2 separate regions of the Homo sapiens genome follow, and region 2 is linked to region 1. Evidence: chromatin contacts called from ENCODE Hi-C or POLR2A ChIA-PET data. All regions are on one chromosome and are shown on one strand. Each heading gives the region's core, a stretch centred on a gene start or an enhancer-like site at or near the end of the contact. The rest is flanking DNA. Distances are from core to core; before and after follow the strand shown. Region 1 overlaps ST6GAL1 (ST6 beta-galactoside alpha-2,6-sialyltransferase 1). Region 2 has its middle 11 kb from the start of RTP1.

What was found. A loop is a pair of places that touch in the nucleus more often than their neighbours do. ChIA-PET counts read pairs that join two places held with the same protein, here RNA polymerase II (POLR2A).
Region 2: a loop to region 1 is called in a map of aorta, with 4 times the contacts of the local background. The contact joins two enhancer-like sites. A Hi-C loop is called at or near these places in 1 of 168 maps with a recorded cell type or tissue (aorta). POLR2A ChIA-PET finds 5 or more read pairs at or near these places in 2 of 52 experiments (A673 and OCI-LY7).

What each region holds. Positions count from the first base shown.
Region 1 is chr3:186,975,075-186,980,399 of GRCh38, reverse strand. The region is part of intron 2 of ST6GAL1 (ST6 beta-galactoside alpha-2,6-sialyltransferase 1); the gene reads right to left. Among named protein-coding and RNA genes, the nearest start is that of ST6GAL1, 47 kb to the right of the region's middle. RefSeq lists an enhancer at 4,020-4,901. Within about 2 kb of position 2,884, at least 22 of the 41 ENCODE cell types and tissues checked have a DNase peak (open chromatin) inside an H3K27ac peak, as active enhancers do.
Region 2 is chr3:187,183,677-187,189,032 of GRCh38, reverse strand. No RefSeq gene overlaps it. Among named protein-coding and RNA genes, the nearest start is that of RTP1, 11 kb to the left of the region's middle. RefSeq lists enhancers at 2,727-3,726, 5,229-5,356. Within about 2 kb of position 2,117, at least 15 of the 41 ENCODE cell types and tissues checked have a DNase peak (open chromatin) inside an H3K27ac peak, as active enhancers do.

The DNA.
Region 1 (5,325 bases), core at 1,635-4,134:
TCAATTCATTTATATTATAATACTAACAGCTAACATTTCTTGAGGGCCAACCATGAGCCACAACTTACAGGCAGGAAGGCACAATATAGCGTTTCTTAAACTTGCCAGATCCTAGTATCATCCAGGGTGCCCGCTGCATCCACTGCTCCCCAGGCTCCACCCCAGCTGGGCTGAATCTGAATCTGAGACAGGGCCTGGGAATTGCTCTTTTAACAAGAGTCTCAGGTGATTCTTAGGATCAGGCAAATTGTAGACCAATGGCACAATGGTTAAGGTGTGACATATCAGGATCCATGATCTGATTCCATCATCGTTTGTTTTATGGCTTCAGGCAACTTACTTAACCTCTCTGAACCTCAGTTACGTATCTGGAATTTCAGAATGATGACAGCATCTGCCTGTAGGGTATACGGAGGAATAAATGAGATAATGGTCATCAACCACTTAGCATAATGCCTGGCACATAGTAAGCTCTCAACAGTATCACCAACATCACTGACCTGATTGGTGCTATAAAAGCTGCATCCCTATTATTTTTGCTCAGTGCTACACAATTAGCAATTAAAGTGCCCGAGACCAGGATTTAAACTCATACCTGACCATCTCCGAAGCATTAAGCACCTACACAGCAACTTCTCGGAAGCCTTGGCAGCAGGGGAAGGAGAAATTAAACAGGCAGGGGGCCCGGTGGCATAGAACAACCCACATATTCAGGTACTGGCTCCAAATTCATGTTTGAATTCAGCTCACGTTGCATTCTTAGGAGCAGCTATTACGCAGATGCTACAGCCAGAAGGATGCCCCCGAGCACTATGTATTAAGGAAGGAAAGTTTGTCTTGGACTTCCTCCTGTCTCTGTTTCGACTCCTCTTCTACCCCTACCCTCCTTTGGGGACCATCCAAAATCCCCACTTTTTCTCCAGGTCTGCCCAAGGAGTTCCTCTCTTGGGAAGCAGATCAGGCACAGAGTTTGAGTCTGGCCTGGAGAACAGGGAAGACCTAAGCTTCACTTCCCAACTGTAAGGCCTCCCACTGTTACTTCACCCCTGGGACCTTCTCTCAATAGGTCCTAGGCTCATTTGCAGTAATGCTCCAGGCAGAGTGCATAGCTCACTGGTCAACTAATCAATAACGCTAGGCCTCAGGGTATCACCTCTCCTTTCTCTGAATTCCCCCAACCTAACCTAACATTTCAGTTAAAGTGGGGCCACCTGTGACTCACACTTTATATACAGTTTGTTTTACAATGAGCCCTCATTCATTTGTTCACACAAATATGCCCCAAATACAGATGATACAGAAATAAATAGGGCCCAGCTCCTGCTGCTGAGGTCTTAGAGAAAAGACCATAAACTAGTGGGTGGAAAATCATGTAAAGCATTAAAAACTAAGGGCCGAGGAGGTGGTGCCAACTCTACTAGAGGAAGTCAGAAGTCAGAAAAGGTAAAGTTCATCCTGGGTTTTGAAGTTTGAACAGGAGTTCACCAAGCAGAGCAAGGCATGCCCAACAGAGAATAGCAGTGCAAAGGCTCAGTCATGAAAGTGGCCCATTGTGTTCAGGGATGGGGAGAAGCTGTGAGGTGGGACAGGGTATAAGGGCTGCAGTGATGAGAAATGGTCTTCGACAGGACATCTGCTCCAGACAGAGGTATTTCTAGTCCCAATTTATCCTGCAAGCAACTGGGACTGGTGGAGGTTTTCTAAGCAAGCAAATAACATTATTAGATTGTTTTCTCTAAACTCCGTGGTGTGCTCCCAGCACTAAAAAGGAGCTTTGATGGAGCACGAAGAGGTGAAGAGGGGCCATTTCCGTGAATAAAGGAAAGGGTGCCAGAGACCATCTTTTCTGGCTCCTGGTCTGGCCTGCAGCCCCACCATCCACCCAGCTAACCCCTGGCTCAGCAGATAGTGAACTCTGGTCAAGTCCCTCCTGGAACACCAGGCTCCAGAAGCTGTTAACAGAGTAACGTGGAGAGAGAGGAGTGGGAACCAACTGCACAGATAAACTGAGGAGGAGTCAGAGAAATATGATGTGTCTAGTGGCTCACAGCATCCTGAAAGGGGCAGGAGCTTCCAGCTAGATAGACTATGTTCAAATTCCACCTCTACCTTTACTACCTGGCATAACCTTGGGTAATTCCCTTAACCTCTCTGAGACTGTTTTTTCTTTTTTCTTTTATTTTTATTTTGACACGGAGTCTCGCTCTGTCACCCAGGCTGGAGTGCAGTGGCATGATCTCAGCTCACTGCAACCTCTGCCTCCTGGGTTCAAGCGATTCTCTAGCCTCAGCCTCCCAAGTAGCTGGGATTACAGGTGTGCGCCACCACGCCTGGCTAATTTTTGTATTTTTAGTAAAGATGGGGTTTCACCATGGCCAGGCTGGTCTCGAACTCCTGACCTCAGGTGATCCTCCCACCTTGGCCTCCCAAAGTGCTGGGATTACAGGCATGAGCCACCACGCCCGGCCGAGACTGTTTTCTTATCTATTAAATGGCAATAACAAGTCCCATTCACTTCAAAGGCTTGTACTGAAAATTAAAACTATTTCAAGTGATGAGGATAGTGACCACTACAAGGAATAATGGCTCTCTAAATATTATTAAACTGATTATTAATATCTTCATTTTTATTTTATGTGTCTTTTATATGATGTGATAAAATCCCTCAGGCTAAAAGATCTTCAAATACAGCAGGCCCCTGGAGGCACGGGATGGAATTAGCCCTCCTGAGGCGCTCAGAGGACGGCTGTGTCTCCTGCGTGAGACTGATCAGTTCCTTCCAAGTTGCCTTCCGCCCTCCTTGGCTGCCTGCAGTTTCTGTAGGATCATATTTCCCACCTGACCCAGTGGGCCCAGGAGAGCTGTGGGCCTTGTAGCTCTGAGCTTTTCAGAGGTCTCACATGACAACCTGGCAGGGTGCAGCTGTTCCCGGCAAGGGCATTAATAATACAGGCCTTCTTCCGCAAACTCTGGCCAACAGTCTAAAATGACAAGTGAAAACACTGAGTCCAAATTCTCCCTGGGGCTTAGGGCAGAGGAAGCCAAAATAGCTCGCCTTTATCAGGGCTAAATCGTGGAACTAAATCAGGGTTCTGCTAGCGGTGGTGGCTAAGGGAAACCGCTGGTGATAAAAGCAAAGAAATGGGGGAGAAGCCGTGGGGGAGGGAGCCACAGTCACACTCCTTACAGAATAAACTATCTCGCCTAGGGGCAGTTTCAGCAGAAGGCTTCAGAGACCCCCGGAAGCAGACAGAAAGAAGTCCACATGCCTTGCTGGCTGAGGAGCAAATCGGGTCATGAATTTCATCTCAGCAATAGCCAATAAACACAGCAGCTGCTATACCCAGCCCTGAGACATCTAGCACAGGAGACTTTATAAAGAACAAGCCGATCTCCTCTGGCAAGCAAGCCACAAATGGAGAAGGTCTTGGCAGGATTTTTGTGTCCTTTATTCATATGGTATCAGCACCTAAAACAGTGCCTGGCATTAAAGCACTAGGTAAATATGAGTGACTGAAGAAATACATGCGTGGGGAGAGAATATAAACCAGCAGCACCAGTTAGTAACTATACAAAGGTAAGCAAGCCATTCAGTCTCTAGGAGCCTCTATTTCTTCATCAGGAAAATAGGGTAATGACACCTACTTTGAAAGGGTCTTATAAGAATTAAGGCCGGGCACAGTGGCTCATGCCTGTAATCTCAGCACTTTGGGAAGCCAAACTAGGTGGATCACTTGAGGTCAGGAGTTTGAGGCCAGCCTGGCTAACATGGTGAAACCCTGTCTCTACCAAAAATGTAAAAAATAGCCGGGTGTGGGGGCACATGCCTGTAGTTCCAGCTACTTGGGAGGCTGAAGCAGGAGAAGCGCTTGAACCCGGGAGATGGAGGTTGCAGTGAGCCGAGATAGTGCCACTGCATTCCAGCCTAGGCAACAGAGCAAGACGCTATCTCAAATAAAAAAAAAAAGAATGAAATAAAATGATGTATGTAAACACCTCTAAAACAATGCTTGGTAGAAGTAGGCACTCAGTAAATGGACTTCAATCTTCAGCTACAAATTTGACCTCAATCCTCAGCTATAAATCAGACCTCAACTATCAACTCTCTGTTTCCAATTCTTACGGAGGAGGGGAAGGTTGGGGGAGGTGAATAAAAGGAGAGCGTAAACCAACTGAAGATGAGAAATCAAAGGAAAGCAAAGGAAAGACCCACAAGGTCACACCTCACTGGATGACCTTGGACAAGTCAGGTACTTTGCTGGGTCTCAGAGTTCTCTGTGGTAGGATGCAGGGAGGTGAGTTTGATCTGTGGTCTTGAAACTGTGTGCAGGAACTCTAGCGAGCCCGTGGAGACCCTGAGGGGCTGTCTTGGGGTGGGGAAGAAGGAGACCAGTGGGTCCCGAGCAGTTGCAGGCAGTTTCCTATGGGAGGCTGGGAGGCTGTCCTCAGAAGAAACAGTCCCACACTTGGTCCAGTTTGTTGTAAACTAATGCTTTCTCCGAGGTCCCCAGTTCCTCCCAGGGCCAGGATTGGGATGAGGTAAGGGAGGTCTCACCCTAGTCCCAATCGTGAGTCCCCCAGACCTCCTTCAGTGCCAGCCTCACTCACTTCTGTGGCGTTTGGCACAGCCAGCCACCCTCTCTGGAAGTCTCTCTCCACTGCCTGCCCTGGCACTGCCTTTCATGGGTACAGTGTTCTGTTTCTCTCCATCTCTTTCGCTGGATCCTCTCCTTCCTCCTGGGCAAGAGAAGTAGAACAAGAGGGAAGAAGTGGATGGGAGAGTACAAAGAGGCCATGGAAGAACACACTGTGGGGAAGTTCAGTTGTGGACAGGCAGAGGGAGACTGGTTGAACAGCAAAAGGCAGATGGCCAGGCAGGTACGAACCTCAGGGACAGAGAAGAATCACTCCCCATCACCTGGCAGAACTTTCTCTCCCCTGCACTTCTTCTTTCCTTGCCTCAATGCCCCTGTCCAAGTCAAGTCCACATCATCTAATACTAGGACCCTCACAACAGTCTCCCAACCCATCCCTTGCTTATCTTCTCACAAAAGATTAATCTCCTGAAGTCCAGCTCTGAATCATTAAGCTCCTCCTCAGACACTGAAATTGCATCTTCCATGTTTACTCCATTAAGTGCAAATGCCTCTCAGTCTAGTATACAAGGCCATACTCCCACTCACTCCCCAGCCTCCAAGCAACACCCACCGTGCACACAGGCACCCGCTTCCCTGGATTCACCCTGGCCACCGGCCCTGACGTTGCCTGCACTCCTTTCCTCCCTCAGCGCACCCTCGCCCCAATTTCACCTGTCAAATCTTTGCA
Region 2 (5,356 bases), core at 868-3,367, 210 kb before region 1:
TCTTTAAACATGAAAGCTTTTTTAAAGAATACCTTGTAATGAGCTGAAATGCAACTTTAGGAGAAAGACAGAGCACTATTTATTCTACTCTCTGACATAATTTTCCATAATGGCAAAACAATCTCTATTTGTTAATCTGAATATTATGGAAACTTTCAAGCACATAGAAAAGCAAAACAGACAATGAAACTCCATGTGCCCATCACCCAGCTTCAGTAACCATCAGTTATATGTCTTCTAAAACATTTTCTTTAACCCAATATCTGAGATTTCCTTCAAATAATATGGGTAGGGGTGTAGATGAAATATGATTGACCATGAGTTGGTAACGTTGAGGGTGAGTAGTAGATACATGGACATTTATTATACTATTCTATGTATTTTTGTATATTGAAACTTTCCATAATAGAAAGTAAATAAATAAGCATTTTTCTTTTGCTTACTGCATTAGTCAGAATTCTCCAGAGAAACAGAACCAATAGGAAAAAGAGAGAGAGAGAGAGAGAGAGAGAGAGAGAGTATAAGGGATTGGCTCACATAATTATAAGGACTGAAAAGCCCATGATCTCCCCTCTGTGAGCTGAAGACCTAGGAAAGCTGGTGGTGTAGCTACAGTTCAAGTCAAAAAGCTTGAGAACCCAGAGGACCAATGGTGTAGGTTACAGTTCAAGAGATGTCCCAGTTCAGGTAATCAGGCAAAAGAGTGAATTCTTCCTTCCTCTGCCATTTTGTTCTATTCTATCCCTCAACAGATTGGATGATGCCCCACCTACACTGAGGAGGGCAATCTACTTTCCTCAGTCTACAGATTCAAATGCTAATCTCATTTGGAAACACTTCACAGAGACACACCAGAAATAATGTTTAACCAAATATCTGCACCCCATGGACCTGTCAAAGTGACACATGAAATTAACCATCATTGTTCTCTCCTAAATTTTTGCTTTCAAAACAGTGAACTCATGTCCTTGCTCCTTGTAGCTGTGGACTTCTAGTTTAATCTTCTGGGGTCTGAATTTTTCCATACTGTTCCTATCATTGTAATAATAAACTTACATATGTAAAACAGTTCAAAAATGTTCCTCTTACAGCCTCACATATACTTACCAATGAATGTCTATATTTGAAATACTCAGGGAACACATAAGAGTAGGTAATTAGCACAATACATAGGTCTATTATCTAGAAGCCTGGCTTCTCAGGTCAAAAGAATTGTCATTTTTCTAAGGCCTCAACTTTTGATTGGCTTTGCTTTGGAGGTTAATTTATAAGTTTCCACGGAATTTGGGGGTTGTGATAATTTGACATGGGTGAATGAAATTGGAAAGTCATGTACATCAGGCAAACAGGACAAAAGGCAGTGAAACAACCAGGTGCATCCTTCACTACTAGTCACATCAGTTGTGAAGTCCATTACTTTATCAAAAACTGTTCTCACTTTCTCTTGAAAGCCAATGTTGGTCTCTCAAGGATCTAAGTTAATTCCTTTGTAGACCTCATTCAGGAGAAGAGGGCTAAGGGAGTCCTCACTTGTTAGCCACTAAGGAACCAAGAATCCTCAAACTGCAGATTCTCTCTTTGGTGTCCCAGAGCAGATATTTACTTCCCTGGGACACAATTCTTGACCTAGATTAACTCCTGTATGAATCACAGAGAGAAGTTCCAGTAAGAAAGAGCCCTGATCTACATATCCTGGAGGGAGGCCCTTCCCTTGAGCTGGGTATAGGCTACGCCTCACCTTGTGGTTAGGGGTGGCAGGATGGTTAGTGCCAGACACAGCCTGAAAGAGAAGTAGGAAAGGTGAGCCCTGAGGCTAGAATGGGCAATGTCCCAGGACCGAGAGGCTGGCCAGCAGGGCAGGTGTGAGGTCAGTCTTATTGCAGGCTGTCTGAGGCAGCAGCTCCAGGAGGTGCACCTCTCTCAGCTTCCAGGAGCCAAGCCCTGCTCAGGAAGAGAGATGACTTTCATACCAAGTAGGAGGCCAAGGGGCCTAAAGCTCCTTATCTGTAAACCCATGGGGAACAGATTCAGAAGGCCCTCAAATAAACACTCCAGCCCAGAACCGGCCAAGTCTGCACCAGAATAAACTCATGAGTCATACTGACCCTGGTGTTGCCTTACATGGCAGCTAACAAGGCTGGCTAGTCTAAGGGCTTTGGCATCCGTAGCCTTTTTGGTTTAGCACTACCTTTACTATTTTAACTTCTTGCCGTTGTTTGACTGACTGGTATTTCAGGCATCTTGGACCCATGCTTCTGAAAGCAGCTGACATCTGGTGTGATAAAATGGTGACCTATACCCCTGTATATCTATGCAGGTCTGTCTCAGGCGTAAATATGAAACTCAGTTAATACATTCTACATTGATAACTCTCAGAAACTATAGGAGAGAGATAGTATTAGCAAGACCTGTGTGGAAAGAACAAGAAAGGGAGAAATGACAGGTCTGCATTCTGTCACTGCTGAGACTTGCCATGTGACCAAAGAACGTGGCCTCTCTGCTTCTACATTTCTGTGTACTTAAAATCAGTAGAACCATATTACCTGATCTCAAAGTTTCCTTCCTGCTCTAGCAATTTGTGGGTCACAATTACATGAAACACCTATAGCTTTGGTAAAGGCAAAATGACCCTCTCCCAAACCTCTTAGATACTCAGAAACATATATAAGGAGCTACTTTCTATTTTCCCCATGAAGGAGTATTGCTGTGCTCATAAATTTTCCTTATTAAATATTTTCAGAATAAATATGAAATGATGGCTATCTACAAGCCTCCTCCAGTTTTGTAATGTCCAAAGTTATAACCACTCCCTGATCTAGACAGTTCTTGGCTATACCTTTACCCGAATCTATATGTCCTCCAATATTTCCTGATTCCAAGTAAACTCAGCAGGACCTACACAAAAAAGAAAAAAAAAAAGCATGTAACCATGGAAATCAAGCCCTGCTCTCACACTGTAGGGCTGCCCCACTGGGTGAACTGCTCAGCGAGGCACTCAAGTTCCAACCCATGATCTGGTCTCATTTAACTTGCAAAGCACAGCTCCTACCACCTGAGCGTTTCTCAACAGACATAGCGGATGCTTTTCCTTTCCCACAAAAGGCTGCATAATCCCACCTCCATTTCTTTGTTCTTGCTCTTTCTTCTACCTAAAATGTCTCATTCCCCTCTTCATGGCGCATTCTTTTATCCAGCCTGGTGTTCTTCTCTCCTATTCTCTCCTATACTTGGGCTGAGGAGGAGGCAAGTTTCTATACTCTCTTTAGCAGCCCACATTTTCCATACCACAGCATTTATAAGGATTGCTAGCACTTAATGAGCACTTACTATATGCCAAGCAGGTACCCTGCTAAAGATTTACATTTTCTTCTGATATCAACCCTATGATAGGCTCTTGTTTTTCCACTTTCATGCGCGTCCGTGTGAAGAGACCACCAAACAGGCTTTGTGTGAGCAACATGGCTGTTTATTTCACCTGGGTGCAGGCGGGCTGAGTCCGAAAAGAGAGTCAGCGAAGGGAGATAGGGGTGGGGCCGTTTGATAGGATTTGGGAAGGTAATGGAAAATTACAGTCAAAGGGGGTTGCTCTCTGGTGGGCAGGGGTGGATCTCACAAAGTACATTCTCAAGGGTGGGGAGAATTACAAAGAACCTTCTTAAGGGTGGGGGAGACTACAAAGTACCTTCTTAAGGGTGGGGGAGATTACAAAGTACATTGATCAGTTAGGGTGGGGCAGGAACAAATCACAATGGTGGAATGTCATCAGTTAAGGCTGTTTTTACTTCTTTTGTGGATCTTCAGTTACTTCAGGCCATCTGGATGTATACGTGCAAGTCACAGGGGATGCGATGGCGTGGCCTGGGCTCAGAGGCCTGACATCCACCTTTCATGGGTGACTCAAATAAGCCTTGAAATAATTCAATTACTTGCCCTGGGTTGCTTGGCCAGCAAAGGATTAAAGGAGAGATTTGAACTGGGCAGCCTGGTGGCAGCGCCCACTCTCTTAATCACTGCGCATTGTGATGGCAGGATTATTTGTCTTCTCCAACAAAACGGTTAGCTCTCAGAGGCTCCACACCTGGCTTACTCGCTGATGAACCCCAGCATCAAGTAGAGCACCAAAGAAAGTTGGAGTTGAATGAATGAATTAAATCCTGCCTGCACTGGGAAAAGATTCCCCTGACTGTTCCCACTGGGAAATATGCTGTCTCTTCTCTGACCACTAAAAACTCTTTCCGGTACTTCTGTTACATTTCCCATGTATTTTCGTTATGAGTGAGTTGTGAGGTGACAACAGTTCTAATAGTTCACAAGCTCCTTAAGATCAGGTGCTGTGTCTGCCAGAACTACATGGGCTTAGCGTACTTGTTTGTGAACCCAGGGTGACTTGTAGAGGAAGAGGAGGAATATGTTGCACTTAAAGAAACACAGCTACACTTCCTGCCCTCAGGCATCCTGTGATCAGATTGGATCATGCATTCATAATGCCCCTCTAACATCACAAAAGAAGCAAAGAGGCCGGGCACCGTGGCTCACGCCTGTAATCCCAGCACTTTGGGAGGCCGAGGCGGGCGGATCACGAGGTCAGGAGATCGAGACCATCCTGGCTAACATGGTGAAACCCCGTCTCTACTAAAATTACAAAAAATTAGCCGGGCGCGGTGGCAGGCCCCTGTAGTCCCAGCTACTCGGGAGGCTGAGGCAGGAGAATGGCGTGAACCCGGGAGGCGGAGCTTGCAGTGAGCCCAGATAGCGCCACTGCACTCCAGCCTGGGCGAAAGAGTGAGACTCCATCTCAAAAAAAAAAAAAAAGAAGCAAAGAAACGCATCTGCAAATTTACTCGTGCTGAGTAACCACTGCTTAGAGACTATCTGTCAAGGGCATGATTATCTTATTCTCTGAGGCAACAGGCAGTGATATGTCCCTTGGGTAATAGTATTTGTAGACATTTCAAATGTCAGATTACTGAGCTAAGTAACTCACTAACAGGATGCGGAATTTGCTAACACATAAGAGTCCATCACTGTTGTTACTGGGCTGTTTCTAATGATTGTCTTAGTGTCACACTGTTGTGCGATAATACCTCAGGTTCAGACACTCTGATCTTACAAGAGATGAAGATTATAAATTCTGCCATCAGCCTGTCTGCATTCAAATCCTGGCTTCACCACTTACTGGCTGTGTGACAATTGACCAAGTGACTTGATTTCCCTGGGTCTCAATATCCTATCTTTAAAATGAACAAAATAATGGTATCCATCTTACGAATTTGTGAGAGTCAAATGGTGGCATATGTTAACAGTTCTTAGAATAGTATTTATTATTCATAAAAATGTTGCAGAATTTCGCTTAGTT